Regions from separate parts of the Mus musculus genome. Here all the other regions are linked to region 3. The links are chromatin loops, found by intact Hi-C in ENCODE. Cell type or tissue: heart. All regions are shown on one strand.

Region 1 (4,000 bases), 210 kb after region 3:
TATCTATCTAAGCTCGCTCTATCTGTGGTGCTGAAGCACTATTCCCATAGCCTAGGTCAGCAGTTCTCATGCTGTAGGCTGTGACCCTTTTGGGGTCACAGGAGTTGCTTAAGACCATTGGAAAACACAGATACACACATTATGAGTCATAAGAGCAGCAAAATTACAATTATGAGGTTGCAACAAAAATAATTTTATGACTGGGGTCACCACAACATGAGGAACTGTGTGAAAGAGTTGCAAAATTAAGAAGGTTGAGAACCACGGAGCTGAACCCAGGCTGGTAGCTCAGGGCCGTAATTCCAGCTACTTGGAGGACCGAGGCAAAGGATTATAAGTTTGAGGACTGCACTGGCCACATGGCGAGACCCTGTTTAAATTTAAAAAGCATAGAAGTGGTGCATTCTGGGGCTATAGCTCAGTATTAGAGTGCTTACCTAATACCAATACTGAGGAGTTGGGGCATGGCTCACTATTAAAACCTCTGCCTAGAGTTTCTCCAATGAGGTGCTGGGAATATACCTAGCTTAGTAATAGAGCATCCACTTAGAATCCCCTAATGAGAGGCTAGGGTGTGGCACAGTGTTAAAACCCCTGCCTAGAATTTCCCAGTAAGTTCCTGGGTAGTAAGTGGCTCAATAATCGAGTCCCTACCTAGAATCCCCTAGTGAGGGGCTGGAGTGTGGTTCGTCGGTAGAAAGCTGTCTGAAACTGGAGAATGATCCACAGTAGGAATGCTTTTCATTTCAAGTGCATAAACAGCAAACTGCAGAAAGATAATGGGGCACCAGGTCAGACATGAAACAAACATCCAGTAGAAACAGACTGGGGAAGCTGGGAACCACACACAGTCTGCAGGAGGCTGAAGAAGAGGATCCCAGGAAGACAGACTCCCAACTAACCATTCCCACCACAGATGTCCTATGGGATGAGAAGTAGCAGAGGTCTCTGGGAATGGGTCCCATCCTATCTGTGTTCAAGGATACACTATTTTTCTTCTAAGAACTTACTCTCCTGTTCTTAAGGAAGTAGCGTTTCCACTTTATTTGGCTGTTCTCTTTCACTTTCTCACAGGACCAGGAAGCCGGCTGGTGACTGAGGAAGCGGTCTTGGAGAACGCTTTAAGACAAAATGCTTGGGTCTAAAGTCGGGCTGGGACGCCAGGTTCCCGGTGACCTTAAACAGTACAAGACGACAATTTACTGATGTGTATTACAATAGCTTACATAGCTGTGTGTCATCTGGACTCCTTCCACCTTTGTGAGAAAGGAAGGAAGGAAGGAAGGAAGGAAGGAAGGAAGGAAGGAAGGAAGGAAGGAAGGAAGACAGAAAGGGGCAAGATTGCATACACCTTTTATCTTAGCACTCTGGAGGCAGATGCAGGTGGGTCTCTGAGTTCAAGGCCAGCCTGGTCTATATGGCTAGTTCCTCCAGGACAGCCTAGGCTACATGGTAAGATCCTGGGGAGAGAATCAAAGAAAGAGAGAGCAAGGGAGAGAGACACAGAGAAGAGGGAGGGGGAAACAGTAACAGAGACTGAGAAGCAAGCAAGTAGCAGAAGTATATGATAGTCCACAAAACTAGGAAATTATACTGCAGCCATTCTGATTTCAACCACTTCTGATTTCAACTTCCCTTCTGGTGACCTCGCGTTGCCGGACAACATCAGGATTCTGGGCTCGGTTCCCAGGCCCTGGTGTGCGCCCTACAGAGTCGGCCCGTGGGGAGGCATTTGGCAGAAGGAAAGCTGTACTCTCAAGTGTTTCTGGGAATTGGAGTCCAAGCTGCTGTAGAGTTACAGGCCCGCGTCTGGAGCTGTTGCATTCTGGAAGTCGTAGGCAAAGCAGTTCAAGGCCTTATGGGAATTGTAGTCCCAGGGCATTTTTCCGCTCCAGGCTTCCGCGTGGCAGGCAGAGTACTCAGCTCGTTCCACTCAGGTTAGTGTTCCTCTTCCTCCGGTTCCTACGGGCTTGGGGCCATGGTGCCACGGGAGAGCTGAAGGTCTTTCTAGAGATTTGGCACTCGCTTTTATGATTGTCAACTCGCGTTCTGGCCAGGATCTCCTAGTCTGGTCTCTTGCCAGGCCGCTTTGTTCATTTGGTGGTAACAGATCATCTGCCTTCTCTTGCCCCTGTTAAATATGTTCTGGTGACGCCTCTTCTGCCCTTTAGGAGAGTTGGCCACCCGGAGGCACCCCTGAAATTTGTTTTGTAGATCAGGCTAGCCTGGAACTTGCAGAAATTCAACTGCCACTTCCTCTTGAGTGTTGGGATTAAAGGCGTGCACCACCACGCCTGTTATTACCTCGGGGGTTTGCCGCCAGTCTGTACACAATTCTTTCCCCCATCATCCCAGATACTTACTTAATTAGCATAAGCCCTGTTCGCTCCGTCAGCTAAAGACTACTGATATATCTATCAACCAGGTTCCCTCCATGATCTCAGGGCTACTACTGATGTGGTATCCCCCTTTTCTGTTTCTGCGTGTGTCTGTAAGCTACTCCTTACAATAGCAACCCCCTCACAGGATTAGATGACTGAGAACAGAGAGTGTATTTACACGCCATTCTGCATAAATGCGGGGGTAGAAGGTGGTGGGCACTCTCAGGAGACAGATAAGCCAGGCAGAAGGGACAGATTTGGGGAGCACTTGAAAGGTGCCCTGCAAGGATCCTAAGTGGGTCGTTAGGAGGTCAAGCCTGGAGGCACCTCTGAGCCTGATGATTCTAGGGCTTGCTGGGCAGGGCGTGAGGAGAAGTGAGGAGAGACTGGTGTGAACCTAATCCGGGCGAGAGGAAGGGGAGAAACAAAGGCTGAGGAGGATAGTTCAAGGGGCAGTGCTCAGCCAGGAGAGTTAGGGGAGTCTTGAGGGCTGCTTGCTGGGTTCAGTGATCAGAAAGAACTCTTTGGGCCAGAGGAAAGGAGTGTTCCTGGGATACTTGAGAGCATTCTGGAAAGGAGCCACGGGGCCTCCCAAGCATCATTCACGGACCTGTCAAAAAGGTAACTGGGCTGGATCTGCAGGTTGTTATATGCAAATTGTCGTGAAGGAGGGGAGGCCAAGGCAGAGACCAGTGACCCAGACAAGCAGGCTGTGCCAGTGTTCTGAGTTGTGCAGGATAATCAAACAATGAGGGTCACCTTAGAATGTAATCGGGCTCCAAGGCAGCAAGGAGGTCCAGCCTCAATGAACTGAACGTCAGGCTCTTTCTTTTTATTTAGCGTTTACTTTAGGTTGTGTCTCCTTTAGGACAGGTACTTCTGGGCAGCAGAAAAACTTTTAAAATAAAATAAGAATTAGGTTGCATAGTTAAATAATATGTGAAGATTTAGGTGGAGGTAGTCTTTTTTTTTCTTCACAAAAGTTGTTTTTTTTGGGGGGGGGGGTTAAAAAGTTTCTCAAACCAAAACTCCTCATCAAAGGAAACATCACACCCCTGAAACTTTGGTCCCTCTTGTGGACTGTTTGCTGTACTCAATAATGCAAGACATCGCATATGTATCAGGACTGTCTTGTACCAAGTCATGCCAAGGCCCTAAAGCTCCTTCAGAAAACAACTTCATAGACAATAGAAAATGATCTACGTCTTCTGCGATGACGTCTTCAAGGTCAAAGTACTTCTAGAGAACAATTCATTTTGATGTCTATTCTTGGTACACTGAAAGACAACCATTTCATTCTAAAGTTTACCCTAGATACAGCGATTTACTAGAATTCTTTTTTTTTTTTTTTTTTTGGTTTTTCGAGGCAGGGTTTCTCTGTATAGCCCTGGCTGTCCTGGAGCTCACTTTGTAGACCAGGCTGGCCTTGAGCTCAGAAATCCGCCTGCCTCTGCCTCCCAAGTGCTGGGATTAAAGGCGTGCGTTACCACTCCTGACGAGTTACTAGAATTCTACTGCAGCCCTGGCCATGGAGTAGGTGGGAAGTGTCTGGCATCTGAGGCCACAGAAGGATTGGCTGTATCCTTTTAGGGGATCTGAGCATGAGTTCTGAGGATGGA
Region 2 (4,000 bases), 160 kb before region 3:
ACAGAGTACCTGGTTCAATTTCTAGCACCTACATGGTGCCTCACAACCATCTGTAACTCCAGTTTAAGGGGATCTGATGGTCTCATCTGGTTCCTAAAAGCATTAGGCACACACACTGTGCACATTAACATAAAAGCAAAAACACTCATCATACATACAAAATGAAATACCCCTCTGATATGGACTCAAGTTACACAGTGCACAGTGTTGCTCTGAGTCTCCCTCAGCCAACAGCAGCTATTGCCATGTGTCACCATCACACTAGACAGTACATGTTTATATTAGACACCAGCTTACCAGAACTATAAGGACCAGAGTGCATGTAAGTGACACCAACAAAAAGTAACTGAGCCAAATCTAAAACCTGTCACAATCTAAAGGATAACCCAAGTTATTCTTTAGAATAACAAGTTCTTAAGAAGTAATTAACACAGGAGAAAAAATAAGAGATTAAAAGACTAAAATACTTTTTAGTGACTCTATATGTGTGGGCACTTGGCTGGACCTTTTGAGGGAGACTATGCATATGATAGTATAAGCAGGAACAGTGATGTTAAAAATAACTTATGGTTATATAAAAAGGTGATCATCTCTGGGATAAATTCCAACACACAAAGAAAAGGATAGCCTTTAGTATTTGGTTACCCAATAACCTAGCAATGGAAAGGGATGAGCAGGATGGGAATATGCTGAAGTTACTCAAAGAAGGGGTTAGAAACACAATTCATTCTACTTTTACTTATGTATGAACATCTTAATAATACAACACTGACACCCTTCAGGTCCCCACAGGCATAACTGAGCACGTGCTATTTCTTTCTGAGCTGCAAGTACTTTTGACAGATCTTCTAGTCTGACACAAGTGACACCCGCCAACAGGCAAAGCACTGTCACTTACATGCTGCTTCTCTGTGTAAAATATATTCTGTATTAAAATTCCTTACATTAACATGTCAGGCATATCACTGTGACTACAATGGATAATTCCAGAAATATTCCATTGGAATGCCTAATAGGGAAAATATCAATTAATTATATTACCATGAGAAGTTTCCTTTGGAGGAGTCAACAATTTTCAATATATTTCATCCTGTGGATGGAATGCCTGCACAGCTGGGCTTAGTGGTACACAGTTTGGATTTCAGCACTTCTAAGGCAGTTGGCAGATGGACCTCTGAGTTTGAGGCCAGCTGGATCTACATAGTAAGTTTCAGCACAGCCAGAACAAGAGAGAGAAAACCTGTACCAAAACCAAAACAAGCTCCCGAGAATGCATGCACCTCCAAAATTCACAGCTACCTTTAACAGATGATCAGCTCATGACAGTGGAGCCTTCAGATAACCAATATGCTAAGACTTCAAAGCCTTAATAACTGGGAGAAGCATGGGGAGCCTTTGACTCAAAAACACAAGAGTTCAGAGCTGGCCTCAGCTCTACAGCTAGTTTGAGAATTTTTTTTAAGTGAATAAAGAAAAAAGTTAACATATCAAAAAACTCAGAAGGAACAAACACTGATAACTATAAAGAGTAAAAATGAACAGTAAAATAATGTAAACAATAAAAACAAGTAAAAAAGATATCATAAAGGAAAATCAACAAAGTCCCTTACAAATACTAAAATGTAAGCAAACAGCAATAAAAAATAAAGAAAAAAAGCCATATGTGGTGGTCTATGCCTATAATCCCAAGCCCTGGAAGGTGGAGGCAGAAGGATGAGGGATTCAAGACAACTGTGAACTGCACAGGGGGTTTGAGGCTAGTTTGGACTATATAAGACCCTACCAAGAAACAAAGACGACTAAGAGTGAGGAGCAGAAAGACCAGGTAAGTAGATGCTCAAAAAGTAAATGGACACTAGAGTGTAACCTCAAGCATATATTATGAACATATAAATTAAATCTGCAAGCAAATGCCCTGCTCTCAATGAGCTGACCAGCAGTGATCAGTAAGACTGCTGAGCCTGCACAGCTCTATCTACCTCGCTGCATTTACCCCAGCAGTGGAAATGCTGGGTGTCACACAACACACCTCACAAACTTGACTGCAGTTTTCCAAACTGGCCTAAGTGATACTCTCAGCAGTGGCTCCAAGAGCATTCCTCTGCTTCCTTGGGACACAGGCACATCTACACTTGATATTTTTAGTGTGGCTAATTTTAGACATTCCGGTGGAGGGAGCCATGGAGGAAGCTTAGCTTTTCCTGTTTCCTGAACCACACAAACAAGTCCCTTGCTCATTCAATTTTATATGGACTAAGCTTTTACAAGTAATACAGCCACTCTGAAGGAAGAGGCAGGCAGATTTCTGTGAATTCGGGGACAACCTGGTCTACAGAACTAAGTCTGGCCCAGCAAGGGCTACCCAGTGAGACCTTGTCTCAAAAAGAAAAAGAAAACTTTCTCACTCTGTGCCTTGCCTCTCTCACAAGGAAGGAATTTACACTGAGGAGAGTGGAGAACTTTGAGCTACGAGAGGGAGTGACTGGGGAAGGGGAACAAAGCGGTTAAGGACCATGACATGCTGATGACACCCAGACAATACAGGAATGGAAGACACCAGCAGACATTGCACAGGATAAAGTGAAATGACACAGAAAGCCTAATTTTCATACTCTCCATTCAGAAAAGTCACATTTCAAAATACTACAAAAGTGCAAGAACAGGTCTATGTGCCACTAATCAAACATCAAAACATTTTTGAAGCCGGGCATGGTGGTGGCGCACGCCTTTAATCCCAGCACTCGGGAGGCAGAGGCAGGCGCATTTCTGAGTTCGAGGCCAGCCTGGTCTACAAAGTGAGTTCCAGGACAGCCAGGGCTACACAGAGAAACCCTGTCTCGAAAAACAAACAAACAAAAAAATTGAAATCCTGCTTTTTAAAAGATTTATTTAAAAAATTTATTTATTTATTTTATGTATATGAGTATACTGTAGCTGTCTTCAGACACACCAGAAGAGGGCATAAGATCCCAATACAGATGGTTGTGAGCCACCATGTGGTTGCTGGGAATTGAACTCAGGACCTCTGGAAGAGTAGTCAGTGCTTTTAATGGCTGAGCCATCTCTCCAGCCCTAAAAGACTTTTTTAAATGTTATGAGTGTTTTGCATCTGCATGCATATGCACCATGTGTGTGCCGTATGCACAGGAGGCCAGAAGAGGCCATGGGATCCCCTGGAACTGGATGATAGACAGTTGTGAGCTACCACACTGGGAACTGAACCTGCTTCGTCTGCTCAACAGCAGTGTTCTTAACTGCTGAGTCATCTCGCTAGCAACCTAGAATCCTTTAAAAAAGAACAGTAACTGAGCTAAAAGACAGCTCAGTAGATAAAGGTATCTCCACCAAGACTGACAATTTTATGCCCAGGACCCACAGAGTAGGAAGAAATGATTTCCAACTGAAGTTGTCCTCTGACATCCACACTTTGTGACACGTGACAAAGAAATAATGATATTAAAAATTATCAAAAGAATGAGGGAAGCAGCACATTAAAAATAAAAAGTATTGGAGAGATAGCTCAGCAATTAAGAGGTCATAGTTTTAGTTCCCAGCATATGGTAGCTCACTCCAGTTTCAGTGGATTCTACATCCTATCTGGCCTCCTCAGGCACCTGCTTGCACACAGTGTACATGTGCAAACTCATGCAAGCACAAACACATAAATATATTTTTTTAATTTTTTAACCTTTATTTTTTTCAAAGACTTACTTATTTTATATGTGAGTACACTGTTGCAGTCTTCAGACACGCCAGAAAAGGGCATCATATTCCATTACAGATGGTTGTGAGCCACCATGTGGTTGCTGGAAATTGAGCTCAGGACCTCTGGAAGAGCAATCAGTGCTCTTAAACGCTAAGCCATCTCTCCAGCCAACACATAAATATTTTTAAAAGCTTTAAAAATAAATAGCCAGGTATGGTAGAACACACCTTTAATGTCAGCATGTGGGAGGTATAGGCAAATTACTGTAAGTTTGAGTCCAGTTTGGTTTACATA
Region 3 (4,000 bases):
TCGAGAGTTTGTGGTGGGTGTATTTGGTAAGTGGGGTCCGAGGTCCAGAGTGCAGGCTGCCGAGTGCCTGCTCTCCTCGCAGACCTCTGGACAAGTCTGTGCTGTGTGAATATGCTTCCTTCCTAGAAGAAAGAGCCTGTGGGTGGGGATAAGAGCAAAGGCAGGGACCAGAGCTCACCTTGTCTGAAGGAGGAGGTCTAAGCTGGACTCTTAGGTCTGAGAGAGGCCTGGACCTCACTTAGGTGTGACGGGGGAGGGCTAGGGCCTGAATCCGTGGGACCGAGGGAATTAAGACTGGGGTTTGGACTCAGGTCTGAAGGAGGAGGATTGAAGTCTGAACCCCTGGGTTTGAGGGAAGAGGGGGTGGGTCTTGACCTCAGAGTCTGAAGGAGGGCTGGAGTCTGGAGTCCTCAGACTGATGGAATAAGATTGGGGTTTGGACACCTAAGTTTGCGGGCTGAGGTATGCACCTCTGGGTCCAAGGGAGGAGGGCTGGGGTCTATATCCCTGGATCAGAGGAAGAAGGACTGAGAGCTCTGATTCTGGGTGCAGTGAGAGGAGAGAGGAAGGACTGAAGAGGCAGAGACTTATGGCCCAGGGAGGGAGTTCTGGTGTATGGGCTCTCCAACTCATCAAAGACTGTTCTGGATCTCCAGAGCCCTTGCCCCAGTTGTCAGTACAGCCCAGGGCGCCAGAGACAGAAGAAGGAGCAGCCGAGCTGCGGCTAAGCTGCGTGGGGTGGAACCCAGGTAGCGGGAAGCTGAGCTGGAGTAGAGACGGACGAGCCCTGGGCACCTCAGACCCTGAAGGCGCAGAGCCACCTCGCATCCGCACAGAACGGGACCAGCTGCTCATCTCACGTCCGGTACGCAGCGACCACGCCCGGTACACTTGCCAGGTCCGAAGCCCCTTTGGCCACACCGAAGCTGCAGCTGACGTCAGTGTTTTCTGTGAGTAGGAGAATGTCACCTGAGGATTCGAGTCTTGAATCCCCGGGGAGAAGTGAGCCCAATGTCTGTGAGTTCTTTAACAGTCCAACCCCTTTTTTTTGTCCCCAACCCCACACCCAAGACGGCCCGGACGCTCCTGTCATTAGGGTCTCCTCGGACCGGGATGCCAGTCCTGCGCTCTACGTCACTGCGGGCAGCAATGTGACCTTGCATTGCTCGGCCCCCTCGCGGCCGCCCGCGGACATCGCGTGGAGTCTGGCAGACCCCACAGAGGCCGCAGTGCCTGCGGGGCCTCGCCTCCTGCTGCCCGCTGTGGGGCCAGGCCATGGCGGCGCTTACGCCTGCATCGCCGCGAACCCTCGCACTGGCCACCGCCGGCGTTCAGTGTTCAACCTCACTGTGGCGGGTAAGAGCAGTAGGGGCCGTCCAGCAGCAGAAGAGGGGAAGCACATGGAGTCCTGGGTGTCAGCAAAGAGAAGAGACAGCGAGGGGGCGTGCCCTTCAGGGAGGGAGGCGCCAATAAGGAGGAGCTAGGGCAGCTACCGGTGGGCGTGGCTGTTGGAGAAGATGCCAAGCTAGCTGTGAAGATTAGGGAAATAGCTGCTGATGGACGTGGCTGCCAGGAAAGGGAGGAGCTAGCAAGCAGTTTGTGAGAAAACCTCAAGTAAGCAAGGCCACCAGGGAAAGAGTGAAGCTAGCAAGGAAGGTACAGGGACCTTCATAGGTGAGGTGGGACATCATCAGGGCGGAGCAGAGGCGTAATTATAGGGCGGGACAAGGGGCGGGTCTAGCCTGGAGGAGGGAAGACAATTTAGGTGGGCGTGGACTGTAGGAGGAGGGCTATCTGAGGGTAGAACACTCCCCAATTGCTAATGGACAGAGCAAACAAAGTCCCGTGCATAGGGCGGGGCCGATGGGTTTGCAGATTACCGGTGGAAGAGGTGAAGGTGTCAAGAAGATGGGGAAGAACCAGCTGGAGCCAAGGGTGGGTGGTCCTGGGGAAGGATTCTCAATCCAGTGAGCAGCAGAGTTAAATTGAAGAGCGAGTTTTGAAAGAGAAAGGACTAGTCAGCCTCGTAGGCTAGTAAGTAGGGTCCGTGAGCGTGGAAGGGAGGGAGTCACAAAGAGGCCAGACCACGCAGGAGGATAGAGCTACCTAGGAAAAGAGGCGGAGCGAAACCTGGAGGAGAAGTGGAGCATCCTGTGTAGAGGCAGGATAGGGGAAGATGGAAGGGCTAAGGCTGGAAAGTCTTTCGTCGGTTGCAGATCTGCCCCCCGGAGCCCCACAATGCTCAGTTGAAGGAGGTCCTGTGGACCGCAGCCTCCGCTTTCGCTGCTCCTGGCCTGGCGGGGTCCCTGCCGCCTCCCTGCAGTTCCAGGGTCTTCCCGAAGGCGTCCGAGCGGGACCGGTGCCATCTACGCTCCTGGTGACTGTCCCCGCCCGCCCGGAGCTCAGCGGCGTCGCCGTCACCTGCCTGGCCCGCCACCTGGTGGCCACACGTACATGCACGATCATCCCGGGTGAGAGGGGCTGGGCCTCCTTACTGTCTGTAAGGGAAGTGGAAGACTTTTCCTTTGCTCCTTTGCGGTTTAAGGAAAAGGCCAGAGAGAACTTTACTCATTTTAGGAAAGCCAAACGTAACTTTCTTTGGGCATTGGTTCTCTCCTTCCATCATGTAAGTCTCAGGGCTTGAACTCAGGTCGTCGGGCTCCGTGGCAATTGCCTTTATCTGCTGAACTACCTCCTGAAACTTCGGACATCACTGTCTTTGAACCTAGAGCAGAAACAAGGTTTTGTCCTACACTTCTGGGTGGGAAGACAGCAGGAACGGGGCATTTCTGAGACCAAACCCCTGGTCTCAGAAAGAGGACGAAAGAGAGAGAGAGAGAGAGAGAGAGAGAGAGAGGAGCTAATGATTATGAGTCTCCCAGTCTAGAGTCCTATGACATGTGACCAAAAGCGAATGAATGAATGGGGTGAGTGAGATGCTCAGAGGGGAAAGGTACTTGCCACCAAGCCTGATGGCCTAGGTTTGATCCTCAGAACCCTGGTAGTGAAAGACTAGAACCAACTCCCAGAAACCAACTCCCATGTCCTCTGATCACTGCATACTTTCAGTGGCAGATGCACACACAATAATGAAATGTTTTAAAAAGCTGTCAAGAAAATGAATGAATGAATGAATGAATGAATGAATGAACAGATCTTCATCTGGTCACAGAGGAGGGGGCATTTGCTACTTTTTGCCTTAACAAAGGACTCAGGACTTGGCTATTCATATCCAGTAAGGTCTTGTCTCTCTTAACTGGACTTCTCCCACCAACAGAAGCCCCCCAGGAAGTGCTGCTCCAGCCCATAGTAGAGGAGACACAGCCAGGGGATGTGGTGGTGGCACTGGAGGTCACCGGCTGTCCCCCACCCTCAAGAGCATCCTGGGCTCGGCAAGGACGGCCCCTGGCTCCAGGTGGTGGGGGCCGACTACAGCTTAGCCAGGATGGCCGAAAGCTCCTCATCAACAACTTCAGCCTGGATTGGGACCTGGGGAATTATTCTGTGCTGTGCAGCAGCGCACTGGGTGCTGGGGGCAACCAGATCACCCTCACAGGTAAGCTCTACCCAAACCAAGAACATGGATGTTCAGAAACCAGCCCTCTTCCCTCAGACCCAGGTGTCCAGGCTCTAATCACCCTCTCTCAGGTCCAGGGGTTCAGACCCAGGCCCCTTCCCTTGGACCCAGGTATCCAAGCATCCTTTCCCAGATCCAGGGGTCCAGATCACAACCTTCCTCTTCCAGGCCAGCCCTCCTCCCTGTCTCTCATCAGATCCTCAGCATCCGCCATCGTTCCTTCCCAGGGCCCTCTATTTCTTCCTGGAGGCTGCAGAGAGCCCAGGAAGCTGCAGTGCTCACCTGGGATGTAGAGCGAGGCACTCTCCTCACTGGCTTTCACATCCAGGCATGGACAGATAGCTCTGAAGTGGACAGAGTCACCATGAGTAGAGACTGGGTCTCCCTGCTCATTCTGGGCCCTCAGGAGCGATCAGCCATAGT
Region 4 (4,000 bases), 150 kb before region 3:
GAGAGGGCAAGGGGGTGAGGGGTAATTACTTAGTGTGTGCTATATATAGTCCCTTCCTAACGAGATTAAGATGGTCTCAGAAGTCTGCAGCTTCCTGCGTCTGCCCTGAAGACCCGAAGAACCAATCATGAAGTCACTCCTGCTTACCTCACAGGACTCAGGCTGCTCCTCTGCACCCAATGGCTGGCTCTTCTGTTGGAAATTTGGATCTGCAGCCATGGCCCCTCTGTCTTCTGTTCTTGACGTTTTCTTCGTAGCAAATCCAAATCCCTCAAGAGTCATGGACGTTGAAGAAGGGCTAGCTGTGGCACAGAAGGAAATCCTTAGGCCTGAATGATTGCAGTGGTCTCAGAGACACCGGAAATCACTAAAAGACAACAACCAAACATCTGACCATGAATTGGTGAGGGCCTATATGGAAGAACAGGTGTAGGCAGTGTAGAGGATACATAAAAGCCCTGCTCTTGTTATTAGTCTGGGTTCTAAAACAAACAACAAAAGAAAACAAACAAAAAATTAAAAAACCATCCATTAGGAAGGAAGGACACACTGCAGCACTCACATGTTAACTAGTAGAAAACCAATGTGCTAACTAACTTAGTCATTACAAAATGAGTACATAGGTGCTTATTGTAGGGATCCAGAATGCCATGCTAGGGAAGGCTCACTAAGCCCTCAGCACCTGCCTGAAAGGAAGTAAAATACTTACAAAAAATCAGTACGTTGCCAACTTAATTTTGATTGCATTTCAAACAAACTTTTTAGCTACACATATGCATTACTACTCTGCTTGATTTGCTCGTAGGTCACTAAATAGAAGAACAGGGGTACATATTCGAGCTGTTTTCATTCTAAGGAACACCCTGGCCACCATATCTATGCAGTCCCTTCTGTAGTCAGCATCTAAAAACAGCATTCCTGTTTCCTGTTGCACAAAGCGCTCAGGATGACAGCCAATTTTGATTGTAGCGTGAGTTTCTAGACATTTCCCCGTCTACACAGACACATTAAGAAAAACAGGCTTATCCAATCCTCACTCCCCCACTCCATGTCTGTCTGTGTGCCCCCTCCCCCGCTCCCATGTGTAAGTGTGTGTGTGTGTGTGTGTGTGTCTGTATTTGAGACAAGGTCTATTATTTAGCTCTGGCTATCCTGAACTTGCTATGTAGACCAGGCTAGCCTTTAACTTTCACTGCCTGGGCCCCATTAGTGCTGGGATTTAAAGATATGAGCTACTTACTCCTCTCAGACCAATACACAGTTTTTTAAGCACTCCAAATCAACACAAACATTAGGGTACAAATAAAACGGCCCAATATTATTTTGGTCAACTGCCAACCAGTGATCTTTAACGTCTGTATAGGATCCCAAAGACAGGCAAGCACTGATGCACATAATGTCCAAAGGATTCCCAAGTATGACTCTAATGTGCCCCAAAGAGTGAAAGTGTTTTTAATATTTGGGATCATTCCTTCAATAATGCTGGTCATCCAGAGGTAGGAACGAATTAGTTGGAAAAGGAGACCCAAAAGCAGCCCATAAAACAAGATTCCCTACTTTTACGGACCTTAGAAGAAATCTCTTGAGCTCAGCAGCCTAGATAACTAGGCAGCATGCAAAGCGTGGGACCCCCTCCCTCCCTCCCTCTCTCCCTCCCTCATCCGTGAGAGCCTGAGCACTCGCAGTTCCGACACCTGTGGTCTTGACACTTGCTACTTTGGTCAAGCCGACGGGATTTTCTTCACATAGTGCTAACCGGAATCAAGCCACAGTCACTGGCCACGCCAACACTAACGACCAGAGTCGCCCTCACAAGCATCCCACTCCCGCCCTAGGCTCCATCGCTGCCTCTGCTGACCCCTACGCCAATCACGGCTTGAGTGGGGCACAGGCCACCTCAAAGTCTTCGCCCTTAAGCTCCCGACTCCCACCCGGGGACCCGCTGCGTGCAGCGCCCACTCACTGAGTCCCGCCCCCTAATGGCCTCAGCTGACAACTTTCATGGACGACTGCGTGAAAACCCACAGGAGAGCACATTGGGAAGTGACAAAACACCCAAGATACGGGAAACCCTCGGGAACAGGGTGAAAGCGCACCACGCGACCCCCACCCCATCTGACGAGCCCCGGCAGCCGCCTCAGCCCAGTCCTTCAGCACAAACCAGCGCTCGGCACAGCACTGCGTCCTCCCACCCCCTGCGCCGCCGCCGCCGCCACTCACCTCACACTGCCCGGCCGAGAGCTCTGCACACGGCACGCCTGACGGCGACTTCCGCCCACGGAAGCCGAAGAGTCCCGGATGGAAAAGTTCCAAACCACCTCGCGGACCCGCCAGCGAAGTAACACTCGAATGACTACAACATTTAAGGTTTCACGGCCACTCTATTTCCGGTGTCTTTTAGATTTCCGGCAGGACATGTCCACGCCCAGTAGAATAATGCGCATGCCCACTAACACTTTTGACCCGAGTGTGCCTGCCAGCAGTCAGCATGGCAGACCGGGTGGTTCCAGTTTCCTTGGAAACTGTGGTGGCGGCGTGAGTGAGCTCCGGACGTTGGAGGCCACCATCCAGGAACTTTGATTCCATGTGGGCGGGCAGCTAAATGCAACGCCTTTGAGTGGAAGTCTGAAAGCTGTCTCCCATATGGTGTGACAGGCCTGGCAGGAATATGATAGTCTAAAGAGACATTCTGTGCCCCTTCCTCTACAGACTATTGAGACAATGGAACACAGAAATAGAAATTCCATGATGGGAGAAAGGATGTGCTGAAGCCAGGAGGCAGTCAGAGCAGGGACTTGTCACAGGAAAACAGATTTCACACCGTTCTGACAACTTCCTAGACCACTTTGCAGGACAGACTTCAGTCGGAGACAATGATAGCGAGGGGCCACAAACTAAGATTGCTTGGTAAGACTGCTTAGTTACATACCTCTTGCTTTCTATTTAAACCTAATTCTGCAGGGGAGAAGGGATGATATGATAGAGAGGTAGCTTAACAGGTAAGTGCCCAAACTGCTCTTAAGGGCTCAATTCCAGCACTCACACGTCAGCTCACAACTATCTGTAACTCCTGTTCCAAGCGGACGCTCTCTTCTGACCTCCAAAGACACCGAGCACACTAGTGGTACACAGACACTCGTGCAGATAAAACACCCATACACATAAAATAAAAATTTATATCTTGCCCAGTGGAGATGGTACACGTCTTTAGTCCCAACACTCTGTAGAGAGAGTCAGGCAGACCTCTGAGTTCAAGGCCAGCCTAGTCTATAGAGAAAGTTCCAGGACAGCCAGGAGAAATCCTGCCAAAAAAAAAAAAAAAAGAATTAAATCTTGATCAAGAAGTTGGCTCATACCTTTAATTCCAGTACTCTGGAGGCAGAGGAAGGCAGATCTCTGAGTCTGAGGCCAACCTGGGCTACATAACTGAATATAATCTCATAGCTCCCATTTTGCTATTGTGGAAAGATAAACTAGGCAAGATAGATCTCCATTGTTTTAAAATTGTATTTTCCTAAATTATGCAAGCTTTTGAGAAAGAAAAAAAAAAAAACCTTTAATGGGTTAACAGAAACTTTCGATTTCCAAGACAGAAAGCATCTGGGAATATCTAAAGACTTTTTTTTTAAGGTTTCTTTCTTTATTTTATGTATATGAGTATACTGTAGCTGTATTGATGGTTGTGAGCCACCATGTGGTTGCTGGGAGTTTGATTTTAGGACCTCTGCTCACTCTGGTTGACCTCCAGCTCCGCCCCTGCTCACTCCCACTTAAAGATTTATTTATTATTGTATGTAAGTACACTGTAGCTGTCTTCAGACACACCAAAAGAGGACGTCAGGTCTCATTACGGATGATTGTGAGCCACCATGTGGTTGCTGGAATTTGAACTCAGGACCTTCGGAAAAAGCAGTCAGTGCTCTTAACCGCTGAGCCATCTCTCCAGCCCAAGACTTTATTTATTTTATTTTTTTTAATTTTCTTAGGCTTGGTATAGTAA
Region 5 (4,000 bases), 180 kb before region 3:
TAATCCCAGCACATCAGAGGCAATGACAAGTGCATCTCTGCATTCAAGGCCAGCCTGGTCTACAGAGTGAGTTCCACTACAGCCAGGGCTACACAGAGAAACCCTGTCTGAAAACAAAATAATCAAACAAACAACCTGTACTGGCTGGTTTTGTGTGTCTACTTGACACAAGCTGGAGTTATCACAGAGAAAGGAGCCTCCCTTGAGGAAACACCTCCATGAGATCCAGCTGTAAGGCATTTTCTCAATTAGTGATCGAGGGTGGGAGGGCCCATTGTGGGTGGTGCCATCCCTGAGCTGGTAGTCTTGGGTTCTATAAGAAAGCAAGCTGAGCAAGCCAGTAAAGAACACCCCTCTATGGCCTCTGCATCAGTTCCTGCCTCCTGACCTGCTTGAGTTCCAGTCCTGACTTTTCTTTGGTGATGAACAGCAATGTGGAAATGTAAGCTGAATAAACCCTTTCCTCCCCAACTTGCTTCTTGGTCTTGATGTTTGTGCAGGAATAGAAAGCTTAAGACATAATCAAACAAAGTTTCGTTTACTCAAGCATCTACTGAGTGTCTCCAAGTTCCCAACCCGCGGTGGTTATGGGTGACCCACAAAGGGAAACCTGGAAACTAGCATTCTAGGGGAGGGGCCATGTCATGGACGGAAAAGTACACAGTCCAAATGCTCCTTAAATAAGGAAAAACAAAAACAATGGGAAGGGCAGGTAAGATGGCTGCACAGGCAAAGATGCTTGCTGCTGATCTTGCTGCATGGTCTTGGAACCCATGTGGTAGACAGCAGGACAGACCCCCAACCCCAAATGTTGTTTCACACCCTCCATATTGGATCCAGATTTTTTGGGGGGTAGGGGGAGAAGACCCTGTAAGTCACTATATAGCCAAGCGAAGCTTGAACTTCTGCTCCACTTCCCAAGTGTAGGGCTACTGACATGAACTGCACTTAGGGCTCCATGCTCGCTCGGCCAGGCTCCTGCCAAGTGTCCATCCCTGACCTATACTGTAACAGGATTCTTCGGTGTGAGTGTGAATAGAGCAGAGAGCAACAAGGACAGAAACAGTGGTGCAACGTGACTCAGAACCTGGCAGATGCTGTAAAGGAGACCAGGAGAGTCTGGGTCTCTAGAAATAAAGCAGAGGGGACTCACTCAAAATCTGGAAGAAGAAACTGGGTGAGGGAGATGGAGGAGCAGATTCAAATACATTTGCACTCACGACAGCTGGGCCAGTTGAGAGGAGGCAGGAGGTGTGTGAGGAGGGAAAGACTAAGGAGTTGGTTTCTGGAAAGGAAATGGGAGTTTCCTTTGGACATAATAAGGCATTCATGGCTCTGGAGAGTGTTTTTGTGAACCCTAGGATAGTTCTGGCCCATAAGCCAGGCTCTTACAGCTACTTGAATACCCCTAAGCCCAGCTTCACCCCCATGGGGTTGTAGCCAGGACAGAGAAGGGTGTAATTTCATGCACCCTCCCAGGTTGGAGAGACAGAAATCAACATGGGCTACACTGATCGAAACAAGTCAGCTGAGGAGCAAGCTGTTTAGGTCAGGTCCAGGGTAGGAGACAGAATGGGCTGTCATTGCTCATAGGGAGCTTACCAGAATGCTGGGAGAGAAGGCCGAGACCAGACCCAGGCACTGTAGTGTATGTCTTAAGGAGTTCAAGGCTAGCCTCTGTCATATAGCTCACGGATAGCCTGATCTTCATTAGATCCAGGGAAAGGGGAAGGGGAAGGGGAAGGGGAAGGGGATGGGGAAGGGGAAGGGGAAGGGGAAGGGGAAGGGGAAGGGAAGGAAGCCTTCAATTCTGACAGGGTAGACTACACTAGGAGGAACCAGGCAATCACTTGGGCAGAACTCGTTGCAAGTTGGCTGGGAAGCCCAGGAAATCATAGACTGACAAAAGGACTACGACTCCCAGAGGGCTGTGGAGCCACCAGCCTACAACTCCCAGGGGCCCACAAGTTAGGGGTGGGGGGGTTTCGCTATTGGACCCAGAGGGCTTGCTTCTTTCGAATGTGATGGGCTTGTATCTATCAGTAAGGCTCTGCAAAGAGGAGTGCTCTGCCACCCAAGCCCAGGGTACCCTTGGCCATCCCACCGGTTCCCTTCTGCGCCTGCTGCCGATTATCTGCAGCATTTGGCGGTTCAACATCACCGCGTTTCACGGCAGAGTATATTGCAAAACCAATGAATAGATTTTAGATGTTATGCGTTCGTGAGAAGTGTGATGAGAAGAGACCTGGAAAGGGAGTAAGAATTATGGGAGGTGGAGCCCGCGCTAGATGCATTTCCAGATCTGACCACGAGGTGGCGCTAAGTGGGCATATGCGCACTTTCTTCAGGAAAAGGAACCTGGGAGTACAGATATATCAGATCTATCATGCTTGCTATTGTCAAGTAATTGTGGGGAGGAGCATACCTGTCTGTTGCCAGGTAACTGTGGTGAAGCTTAGACAGAATTCTAACATTTACTTTTACTTTTTAAAATGTGGATCAGTGTTTTTGCTTGCATGTGTGTCTGTACATGTGGTATCTACAGGTCCACAGAGGTTGTCAGATGCCCTACAAGTTAGATGGTTGTGAACCACCATGGAGGTGATGGGAATCAAACTTGGGTCCTCTGGACAAGCAACAAGTACCACTGAGCCATATCTTTCAGCCCCCAATGTATGGTTTTTAAAGGGCACATTTGATAATGTAAAAGTCTAACACAAGTCCCAAGGTGATATTGGGAGAAGCTGTATCTACAGAAACCGATTGGAATAATCAGGACTGTGGAAAGATTACAATGTTGCAGGTTCAGAGGCCAATTGACTTACTTGGGCTAGTTCTAGCCCTCTGGAACAGCTCTCCCAGGCCCACTTCTGTGGCAGAACCAACATCTTGTGACTAACAGATAAAAACGTTTTAGAAACTATTAACTTGCCGGACATGGGGCGGGGGTGGGGGTTGGGGGGAGAGACACCCTGACCTTTAATTCCATTTCTTAGGAGGAAGATGCAAGTGAGTCTCTGTGAGTTAGAGGCTAGCCAGATCTACACAGTGAGTTCCAGTGTAGCATAGAGAGATCTTGTCTCAAAAATATTTTTAAAAGATTTATTTATTATATGTAAGTACACTGTAGTTGTCTTCAGATGCACCAGAAGAGGGCGTCAGATCTCATTACGGATGGTTGTGAGCCACCATGTGGTTGCTGGGATTTGAACTCAGGACCTTTAGAAGCTCAGTCCGTGCTCTTAACCTCTGAGCCATCTCTCCAGCCCCTCAAAAATATTTTTAAAAGGAAGCTATTAACTTAGCTGACCACTAGCTTCCATGAACCTAGAAGCCAAGAGTGTAGTCAGATTGCATCTTGGGCCTAAAAAAAAATCTCCTCCATCTCATTGCATCTGCCTCTCTGATGTACCCACCAATGTAGTTTAAACTTGCCTGGATTTATGACTTTTTTCCACGTTGGAACATGGGATTGGGGGTAACTTAAGCCTGGATTCCTCAGACCATAGTCACTCAAACTGGTGCCAATTTAATCCCTTAAATCAGCTTTTATTTATTTATTTATTTATTTATTTATTTATTTATTTATTTTTTGCTTCTACAGTTGTTTGCTTGCTTGTTTATTAAGACAGCTTCTTACTATCTAGCTCTGGCTAGCCTAGAACTTGCTTTATAGACCACACTGCCCTAGAACTCAGAGATCCGCCTGCCTATGCCTCCAAAGTGCTTGGATTGATGGAGTATCCTATATGTCTCACCTTTGCTGTGCAGACTTTCATCTGAGCTTTTCAAGCCATTTCTGAGGAAAAGACCATGGCCATATACGCCTTAAGCACTTAAGCCTGGGGTGTAACTATTTTGGCAAAAGCATCTATGTGTGAAAGGAACACTGCCTCTAGAGAGGTCACTACAGCAAATGCTGATGCCAGAGTTCCTGCTTCCCTCCCAGCTCTCTGAGGCTTTGACCAGACTCTTGGATAGGAAGCGCCTTACTCTCCTT
Region 6 (4,000 bases), 96 kb after region 3:
CTGAATTAATTTGCAGCTCCATTTGAACTTCCACTTGAGAGCTCTGGCCTAGAAACATGGCCAGATTATAGTTTGATGCCTTTTTCCTCCATAATCAATTCAGTGTGTATAGCATGCATGCTTTATTGCACCCCACCAGGTCATCTTGCCCTGCTGATATTGAAATTTATTACTACATCCAAGTTGTATTACTCAGTACACTATAAAGTGTACACTACACTACAAAGATCTCAGTACAGTGTTACCTTCCTGGTTTAGAGACCATTGGTGAGCAGAAAAGTGTTACTATTGTAACCTCCATTCAGGCTGCACTTATTGTCTCCAGTCCTTCTGCAATGCAGATCTGGCCACCATCCAATCTTCACTTAGCCTTACCTTGATTCCTGTAGGAAAGCTAATCCTTTTGAAGTATGTCTATGATCATCTCAGCCTTGTACTTAAAATGCTTATGTGGCCATTCACTCCGCTCCTCTCTGGGACTTAGCTCAGTTGGCAGAATGCTTGCCCAGGGAGAAACCCTGGGCTTGATATCCTGCACTGCATACATTATACTCCTGTAATCTAACCACGCAGGAGGTGGAGGCAGGAGGATCAGAACTTGAGCTGATCTTTGGCTTCACAGGAAATTTGAGGCTAACCTGGGGCACATAAGACCCTATTTATAAATAAATAATTGCTTATGCTCTTTCACAGTCATTTCCAGCTCAGCTCCTTCTTTGGGATTTGGGTGACACCTATAATCTCACCATCACGGGACCTCCTCTCTCACATGCAGCTCCAGGAATTTATTATGAACTTCCTTATTTATCCACCCTCACTTCCACTCTTTTCTGGAAAATTCTGTTCTCCACCTCATGCTTAAAACATCTCAGGTCCAATTTAAGGTGTTGTGCCCTGAGTACTGTAGCAACTACTTCCAGGTACCTAATTTACCCTCCTAGACAGTTTGTTTTGTATACATTTCTGTTATTTCTTTTAATATAGCATCTCACTGTGTAGCCCTAGCTGGCCTGGAACTCACTGTATAAACCAGGCTGGTCTGGAACTCACAAAAATCTGCTTACCTCTGCCTTCCAAGTGCTGGGATTAAGGTTGTGTTCCACCATGCCTGACCTACAATGTTTTTCAGGGTATCTGTGGTTCAGCCTCCTGATGCATGGGGTGGTTTTATGGTATGGACAGGGCAACTTCCTCAGCTGCCCATTAGGTCAGTCTCATGGAGCACAAAGAAGGAGAGGCATACAGTTTCAGCTTCTTTTGTGCTTCATCACCTCCACAGGGCAAGTGCTCCATCTTCCTGGTGGACTGACTGTGACTCAGGCTGCAAGACAGATGGGCACTGTACCACATTTACAGCCTAGAGAGGTCATAAGCATAAGGAGAGAGCCTGTGGAAGAGCAAGGTGGTGCCCGGGAGGCAATAAGTGCGTGTGGGTATCAATCATATGCTAAGATGTAGCAGAGAATCGATCAGAAGTTGATATTTGCATATTAACTTTTATGTGGTTTAATATAATTTGGCATGTGGTGATGGGTGGCTGAGACTACTTTTTGGGACCCCCGGAGCTGTATCTTTGGACACAAAACCCTGGTCACAAGAGCACCAGTACTATAATTTGTTCTCAAGACAATCAAAATCATATGTGAAGCTAGGCATGATGGCATATCCCCCCCACCCCCCAGCCCTGGAAAGCAGAAGCAGGGGATCATACCATGTTCAATGCTATACTCTTGTCTACACAGAACTAGAGAACGCTAACCTGAGATACTGCACACAATCGTTCATTTTGTTCAGATATTCGACTTTGGCCTATGGATTTATTCCCTCTACTGTACTGCACGTTTTCGTCATCAATTGATCTCTCACCATTTATCATTATCTCCCTCTCCACCTTCCTCTACACTATTTCTTATATATGCAAAACACACAATAAATAATGAAGAATTAAAATAAAAACACTTGTCATTGACAACAGATTTTCTCCACCTCTGGTCCCCATGAAAAGCCTCAGTGTCACATTTATTTCAGACCTTCATCTTTAAAGATTCCACATGGCTTCAATTCCCATTTCCCAACAAACCTAGTTTTTTTTTTCTTTATATTTATTAATTTATTTTTTATTTACTTCTTAGTTTAGAGGAAAAAAATCTTTTAAGTCCCTGAGAATATACAGAAAAAAAAATGGTATTTTTAGTAATATGCAGCATCCCGGTCTCTTGGAAATAACTGATATACACGTATAGGTAGGAAGTAAAATCCCCTGAAAATATGAGACAGCCTTGGACTTTCACTGTGTCACAGTCCACAAGCTTTGCCTGCTTATGTGCACACTGTGATGGTGGTCCCTGTATCATTGTATTGTGGGAGTGGCCATGACAGCTCCTAAAGGAACAGAAACTACAGGAAGATCCAAGTGAAGTATTGGCAAGTTGTAGCGTCACAAATAGTAGCGCGCATGCGCTTCGCCAGCCTCCACAAGGGGAAAAAAGGGGGTGTGGGAGGGTGGCGAAGAACACTGATTCGCAGTAAACGGAAGTGGTCTCGAGCGGTCATATCCGCTTAAATCTCCGCGCAGATCAGTTCTGTTATTGTTGCCCGCACTCCAGGAGAGTTTGGATTCTAACACTGAGGGCCCGGGGGCGGAAGTCGCAGGGAGGGACACTGCGCGTCCTGTGCAGAGTTCTCTGCATTGTTGTGAGAGGTGAGCGGCAGGGGCGCAGGGAGGATGCTGTGCTGTTGAGCGCTGATTTGTGTTGAGTGACAGCTGACACAGCTACTGGAGGGATGCCCTGGTTGAGCTGGGGTGGGAATCCTATGGGAGTTGGGAGAGCAGGGTTGCTGAGAGAGACAGACAGTGCAGCCAGCTACCGCAAGCCTGGGGCTAGCGTCTCTGAGGGCGATCGCGCTGCTTTCTAGTAGTAGCCTGCGAGAAGAGAACAGGCAGATACAAATGGAAAATGAGATTATTTGTGGTTTGGGCTTAATTTGGGAAAGCCAGCCATTCTCGGTCAGCCTGTGGCTTCTGCCTGCGGAACTAATACTAAGAACACGTGGAACAAAAGCCAGGGGATTTGCATATGCAAAGAGGGCACAGGCATCGGAGCTGCAAGTTGAGCCTTTGTGCAGGTAGCAAGGCTTGTAAAACAGGACCTTTTCGTTCCCAGCATGTAGTCTCCTGTAGAGAGCTAGCGCTGCAAAGCAAACGTTTAAAAGGCAAATCCTAATCCCCGGGCCGTTTTATGTGAGGGCTGGGACATGAGGCGGGTCAATGCTGCCTCTGCTGAGACCATATGGTCACAATAAGAGTCAGTGATTGGCACTTGAGCAGAAGGACCCTGTGTCCTTATTGGAGGTTGTATGTTCCTTGGGTATCACTATTGAGTTTATTGAAGATTCTCTGGAAACTAGTAAATTGTCATCTTGGCTGCCAAAGTAATAACGTTCTGGGGAACTAGGTATGCCCATTTTAACCCCGTGGTTAAATTAATCCTGTGGTCAGTCCACTTATCAGAGGTTACTTAAAGTCCAGAATGACAGTGAATATGTCCTGTGTACCATAAAAACATTGTGGACAAGGGAGAAATGTTTTGTGTCGAGGGCCTGGTGTTTATGTGCAGGGTTTCCAAGTCAGGGAAGGGATTGAGCCATTGAATTTAAGGAAGAGAAACAGGATGTCAATGTGGGCATAGATGAAAACGAAAATGTCTAGACAGGCACAGAGAGCCAGGAGTGGCCATCACCACACCACACTGCACCACATCTCTGCTCTCAGAAGGAGAAAGGGTTCTGGGTGCTGGGCACACAGAGACCGCCCGAGATCATGGGCACTGGGTGTGGTTTAGAGTAGGGAAGGAACGGGACTGGTCCTGCTCTTCCTCTTAGGGTGTGTTCTGGAACAGCCCATAAGCTTAGTTGTCATTTCTGAGAGAGAAATGGTTGTATCAATGCTGGTGGCATGCTTAAAAGAGCTCTCGTGAGAGCTGGGCACAATGGCGCACAC
Region 7 (4,000 bases), 110 kb after region 3:
GTGAACTAGCAGTGGCTCAGGACACAAGATAGATGAGCATTGTTTATTGACTAAAGAGGGAAAACTATTGAAAGAAATTCCGGGCTGGGCATGGTGGCGCATGCATTTAATCCCAGCACTTCGAAGGCAGAGGCAGGGGGATTTCTGAGTTCGAGGCCAGCCTGGTCTACAAAGTGAGTTCCAGGACAGCCAAGGCTACATACCCTGTCTCGAAACAAAACAAAACAAAACAAAACAAAACAAAACAAAACAAAACAAAAAGAAATTCCGGAAGAACACGTTGGTGCCTAACTTATCATAATTTTGCTCTGTGGTGATGGATGGCTGAGTCCACTCTTTTGGGACTCCTGAGGTGTATCTTTGATGATGAAACTGTTTCCTAAATCATTATTCCTGTAGTCTGTTCTCAGTGGGAAGCTCTAGACTATGTGTGAACTGGGCATGATTGCACATTGTTGTAATCCTAGAACTTCCCTGGTATAGACAAGATCAGAGTAACTTCAAGGCCAGCCTGGTCTACATAGTTCCAGACCAGTGGTTCTCAACCTTTCTAATATTTTTCATTGCTACTTCATAACTGTAATTTTGCTACTGTTATGAATCATGATGTAAATATTTTTGGAGATAGAGGTTTGTCAAAGGGGTCATAACCCACAGGTTGAGAACCACTGTTCTAGACTGTCCAGGGCTAGAATGTGTTTAATATGGAGATAACTCACACAATTTTATACTTTATTCTTATAATGTACATTAGGTCTACTAATTTATTCACTACAGTGCTAGGTGTTTTTCCCATTTGACTAGTGTCCCTGTTTATCATTATTTCCACTGCCCACCTAGTTCTACATTATTTCTATTATGCGATTTAGAAGACATTTTACTTCTAAGTAAGAACAGGTTTCTATCCTCTGGGAACCGTGAGATGCCTCAGTATGACGTAAATGATGGCTTATCTCAGTTTCTCACCGTTGGTGTTCCATATGACTTACCTCCTGTTTCCTAATAACCCCACATAGTTTTCAATTTTTGAAAAATTAGAAAAGGCCAGTGTGGTGATACACATCTTTAATCCCAGCACTCGGGAAACAGAGGCCATGAGATGTCTGAGAGTCCAAGGCCAGAATGACCTTCATGTCCGGTTCCAAGCCAGTCAGACCAATATAGTGAGGTCATCTCAAAAATAAGAACTTCTTTCAATTCTGGTGAAAATCAAGAGAAAGTTGAAGAAAAAGAGAAACAGATTAAAAGCACTTGTTGCTCTTGCAGCTGTCCTGGATGCTATAAACTCAACATGCAGGCAAAAATACATAAAGTAAATCTAATAAAATACAGGGGAAAAAAAGGTACATTTAGGAAGATGTAATGTTACAGTGTCTTAGAATTATATACACATACAAGACGTTAATAAATCCCCTAAGCATGTGAGACAGCCTTGGACTTTCACCTATCACATTCTTGTCGGCTGTATGGAACCGTTGCGCTTTGATGCTTGCCTCTGTGTCACGGGAGTGTGGGTTCAGCCATGGCACTTTCTAGGAAGAAGTTAAAAAAAAAAAAAAAAAAATCAGAAACCACCAGATGAGCCATAATAAGTACTGGCAAGACAGACTTCCGCCAGTGGTGGTGCGCATGCGCGCCACCCAGGGCTACGTGGTAGTGAACTGAGGGAACCCTTATTCAAATCGGAAGTGGCCTAGAGTGATCACATCCGCTCAGATCTTAAAGTAGTTCGCCTCTCCTGTCGTTGCCAGGGTAGCGTGGGTGTTTGGAATCCGAACCCATGGAATTGTGGGTGTCTGTGGGCGGAAGTCTCGCAGTCCTGGCGTGCCGTGTGCAGAGCTTCTCTAAGGTGTAATGTGAGGTGAGTGGATGTGGAGCAGAGGACGCTGTGCTGCTGAGCGCCGGTTTGTGCTGAGTGATGGTTGAATCGGCCCCAGGGGGGGATGAGGTGGATAAAGTGGGGGTCGTTCGGTTCTCTTTCATTCTGTTCCTGCGGGTTTTCCGCGTCTGTATTTTGTCACTTCCCAGTATGCTGTCCTGTGGGATTTCCCACCGTCGTCCGTGAAAATTACCATGTGAGGGCATTCGGGGCAGGACTCAGTGAGTGGGCGCTGCAGCATCCGGGAGCTTCAGGGCGAGGACCTTGAGATGGCTTGTGATCCGCTCAGTCTGTGATTGGCTTAGGAGTCAGGCGATGGAGCTTGAGGCCAGTGTAGGGTGCTTTGTGAGGGCGACCGCGTCGCTTTCTGGGCTGTTTGAGTAGCTGGTAACTGGAGCCCTGGCTCCTGGTCAAACACTGGCCTTCGAGAGGAGATAAACTCCAAAGAGTAAGAGAAAACGGGGAAATGAATTTATTTACGTTTGGTCCAAACTGGAGACCCAGTGCCCTCCATCTCTGTCAGCCTAAGCAGTATTAGCAATAGAAGGCACTGCCTAGAAGCCAGGAGATGTGTTTAGGTATATTTAATGTGGTCACAGTTATCTAAGCGGGGACATAGCCTTGGGGCTGCCCTTAGGTGTTCTGGATATTTCCTTTCCCCCGTATGCAACTGAAGACAGAAGAAAGATTTAAGAAAAAACTAGTCATTTCAGTTACAATTGAAAGTTTACATAAATACTGCAGTCCTTTGCTGATGTGAGGTCTGATCGGAGGTTTGACTTGTGCCTGGGATCTGTGAATTTGGCAAGGATTGGTAATTGGCAGTTACGCAGAAAGGTGCTGCTGTAAAAAGATTGTAAGGCAGAAGCCTGGGTTCCTGCATCCAAACAGGCAAGGGCCAGCCTCATCCAGTCTGCCTACTGAAGAGACCAGTGAGGAGGAAAGGCAGGAGAGTGGAGATGTGGGTCAGCAGTGTTGGGTTCCCAGCACCCACACCACATGGTGCCTTGGAACTGCCTGGTGGGACGATTCCAGGGGATCCGTGTTCCCTTCTGGCCTCCCAGCTAATGGTGCACAGACAAAGACAGACAAAACACCCACACACGTTTCATTTTTAAATGTTTGAATAGTAAGAATAAATCTTTAAAAAAAAATTTTTTTTTCCGTTAATGTTGGGCGAGCTGCCTTCTCCAATTATTCCCCACCTCCTAAAGAAATGTTAAGGAAAAAAAGAAAAGCAGAGGTTGAGACTCCATACAGTGGTAACGTTGAGCAGGCGGAGAGGTAAAGTGACCTAGTGGCCCCATGTCTGTCTCTAGTGCACAGATTTGAGGTTAAGTTTAGAAATCAAGCTTTATGTATTAAAGTAGTGCTGCAGGTTGTGGTGGCACATGACTGTCCTGTAATCTTAGCACTCTGCACTCGGAGGCTGGAGGATGTCTACATTATGGAGGCCAGGCTGGGCATGAAGTAGGTTAGCGTTTAAGTCAGAGCTGAAGTGCTAAAGACATACATAATGCTTTTTAGTAAAAGCAGCCGTGTGTGTGTGTGTGTGTGTGTGTGTGTGTGTGTGTGTGTGTTTCATCTTTTAAAATTTATGTGTATGAGTGTCTGACCGATGGTCACCAAGGGACACCAAGTGTGTGTCTAGTGGCCATCTGCTCCCCTGGAATCAGACACAGGAGGCTGTGAGCCACATGTGCAGATAGGTGCTGAGCCTGAGGCATGCGCAAGAGCAGCAATTGCTCTTAACCACTGAGCATCTCTCCAGCCACTGTTCCTTCCTTCCCTCCTCTTGTCTCCCTCCCTCCTTCTCTCCTTCCCTCCTTACTTCCTATCTTTTGACAGGCTATTCTATGTACCCCCGGCTAGCCTGAAACTCAGTTTGTAGGCCAGTCTGACCTCAAGTGTGGCTGTGATCCACCTGCCTCTGGCGTGCCGGGATTGTAGGTCTGCAACCAAAGTTTCCAGAAACCAAAAGTTTAGTTGTCTTTGGTCTCCTCAACAATTAGTCAATATCCATCTATGTATTTTACCTAAATAGCCTATTAGTTTCCAACTAAGAATGTCATTGGAGAGCCTATGAGGCCTGTAAAGGAGGTTTTCTCACCGTGTTGTAAC

Evidence for each region. A loop is a pair of places that touch in the nucleus more often than their neighbours do. Peaks named below come from ENCODE experiments on the same cell type or tissue, not always from the same donor. Only the 100,000 strongest peaks of a DNase experiment are listed, where the experiment ranks them.
Region 1: a loop joins it to region 3, with 2.6 times the contacts of the local background. A loop is called at or near these places in 4 of 42 quality-filtered maps.
Region 2: a loop joins it to region 3, with 2.9 times the contacts of the local background. A loop is called at or near these places in 4 of 42 quality-filtered maps.
Region 4: it touches region 3 in a loop (2.5-fold over the local background); 4 of 42 quality-filtered maps call a loop at or near these places.
Region 5: it touches region 3 in a loop (2.4-fold over the local background); 12 of 42 quality-filtered maps call a loop at or near these places.
Region 6: it touches region 3 in a loop (2.2-fold over the local background); 9 of 42 quality-filtered maps call a loop at or near these places.
Region 7: it touches region 3 in a loop (3-fold over the local background); 10 of 42 quality-filtered maps call a loop at or near these places.

The regions. Positions count from the first base shown.
Region 1 is chr7:43,670,139-43,674,138 of GRCm38, forward strand. It overlaps Ctu1 (cytosolic thiouridylase subunit 1), which reads left to right and starts at 1,893. Exons shown (of 3, transcript NM_145582.1): 1 at 1,893-1,937. It also overlaps a transcript of Siglece not described here. In heart, no CTCF peak of the experiment used is centred here; a DNase peak (open chromatin) is centred at 1,773; H3K4me3 peaks cover 2,132 bases; H3K27ac peaks cover 1,784 bases.
Region 2 is chr7:43,303,301-43,307,300 of GRCm38, forward strand. All of the region lies in intron 2 of Zfp715 (zinc finger protein 715), which reads right to left. Among named protein-coding and RNA genes, the nearest start is that of Zfp715, 8.0 kb to the right of the region's middle. In heart, a CTCF peak has its summit at 2,160; a DNase peak (open chromatin) is centred at 2,111; H3K4me3 peaks cover 646 bases; H3K27ac peaks cover 1,207 bases.
Region 3 is chr7:43,464,150-43,468,149 of GRCm38, forward strand. Vsig10l (V-set and immunoglobulin domain containing 10 like) reads left to right here. Exons shown (of 10, transcript NM_001368881.1): 2 at 1-26; 3 at 657-950; 4 at 1,072-1,356; 5 at 2,217-2,471; 6 at 3,278-3,556; 7 at 3,805-4,000. Gm39000 (a long non-coding RNA gene) reads right to left here and starts at 2,410. Exons shown (of 3, transcript XR_003946763.1): 1 at 1,881-2,410; 2 at 1-948. In heart, CTCF peaks have their summits at 1,183 and 2,404 (motif pointing left); DNase peaks (open chromatin) are centred at 882, 1,592 and 2,392; H3K4me3 peaks cover 2,084 bases; H3K27ac peaks cover 1,137 bases; H3K27me3 peaks cover 1,130 bases.
Region 4 is chr7:43,310,884-43,314,883 of GRCm38, forward strand. It overlaps Zfp715 (zinc finger protein 715), which reads right to left and starts at 2,417. Exons shown (of 5, transcript NM_027264.4): 1 at 2,221-2,417; 2 at 148-302. The coding sequence starts at 282. In heart, a CTCF peak has its summit at 2,005 (motif pointing left); DNase peaks (open chromatin) are centred at 968 and 2,428; H3K4me3 peaks cover 2,259 bases; H3K27ac peaks cover 2,047 bases.
Region 5 is chr7:43,281,071-43,285,070 of GRCm38, forward strand. No RefSeq gene overlaps it. Among named protein-coding and RNA genes, the nearest start is that of Gm35588, 29 kb to the left of the region's middle. In heart, no CTCF peak of the experiment used is centred here; DNase peaks (open chromatin) are centred at 1,991 and 2,301; H3K4me3 peaks cover 498 bases.
Region 6 is chr7:43,559,721-43,563,720 of GRCm38, forward strand. Zfp658 (zinc finger protein 658) reads left to right here and starts at 2,650. Exons shown (of 5, transcript NM_001008549.2): 1 at 2,650-2,701. In heart, a CTCF peak has its summit at 2,483; DNase peaks (open chromatin) are centred at 2,471, 3,151 and 3,801; H3K4me3 peaks cover 1,599 bases; H3K27ac peaks cover 1,010 bases.
Region 7 is chr7:43,577,906-43,581,905 of GRCm38, forward strand. Zfp719 (zinc finger protein 719) reads left to right here and starts at 1,681. Exons shown (of 4, transcript NM_172482.1): 1 at 1,681-1,861. In heart, no CTCF peak of the experiment used is centred here; DNase peaks (open chromatin) are centred at 1,716 and 2,136; H3K4me3 peaks cover 1,931 bases; H3K27ac peaks cover 1,752 bases.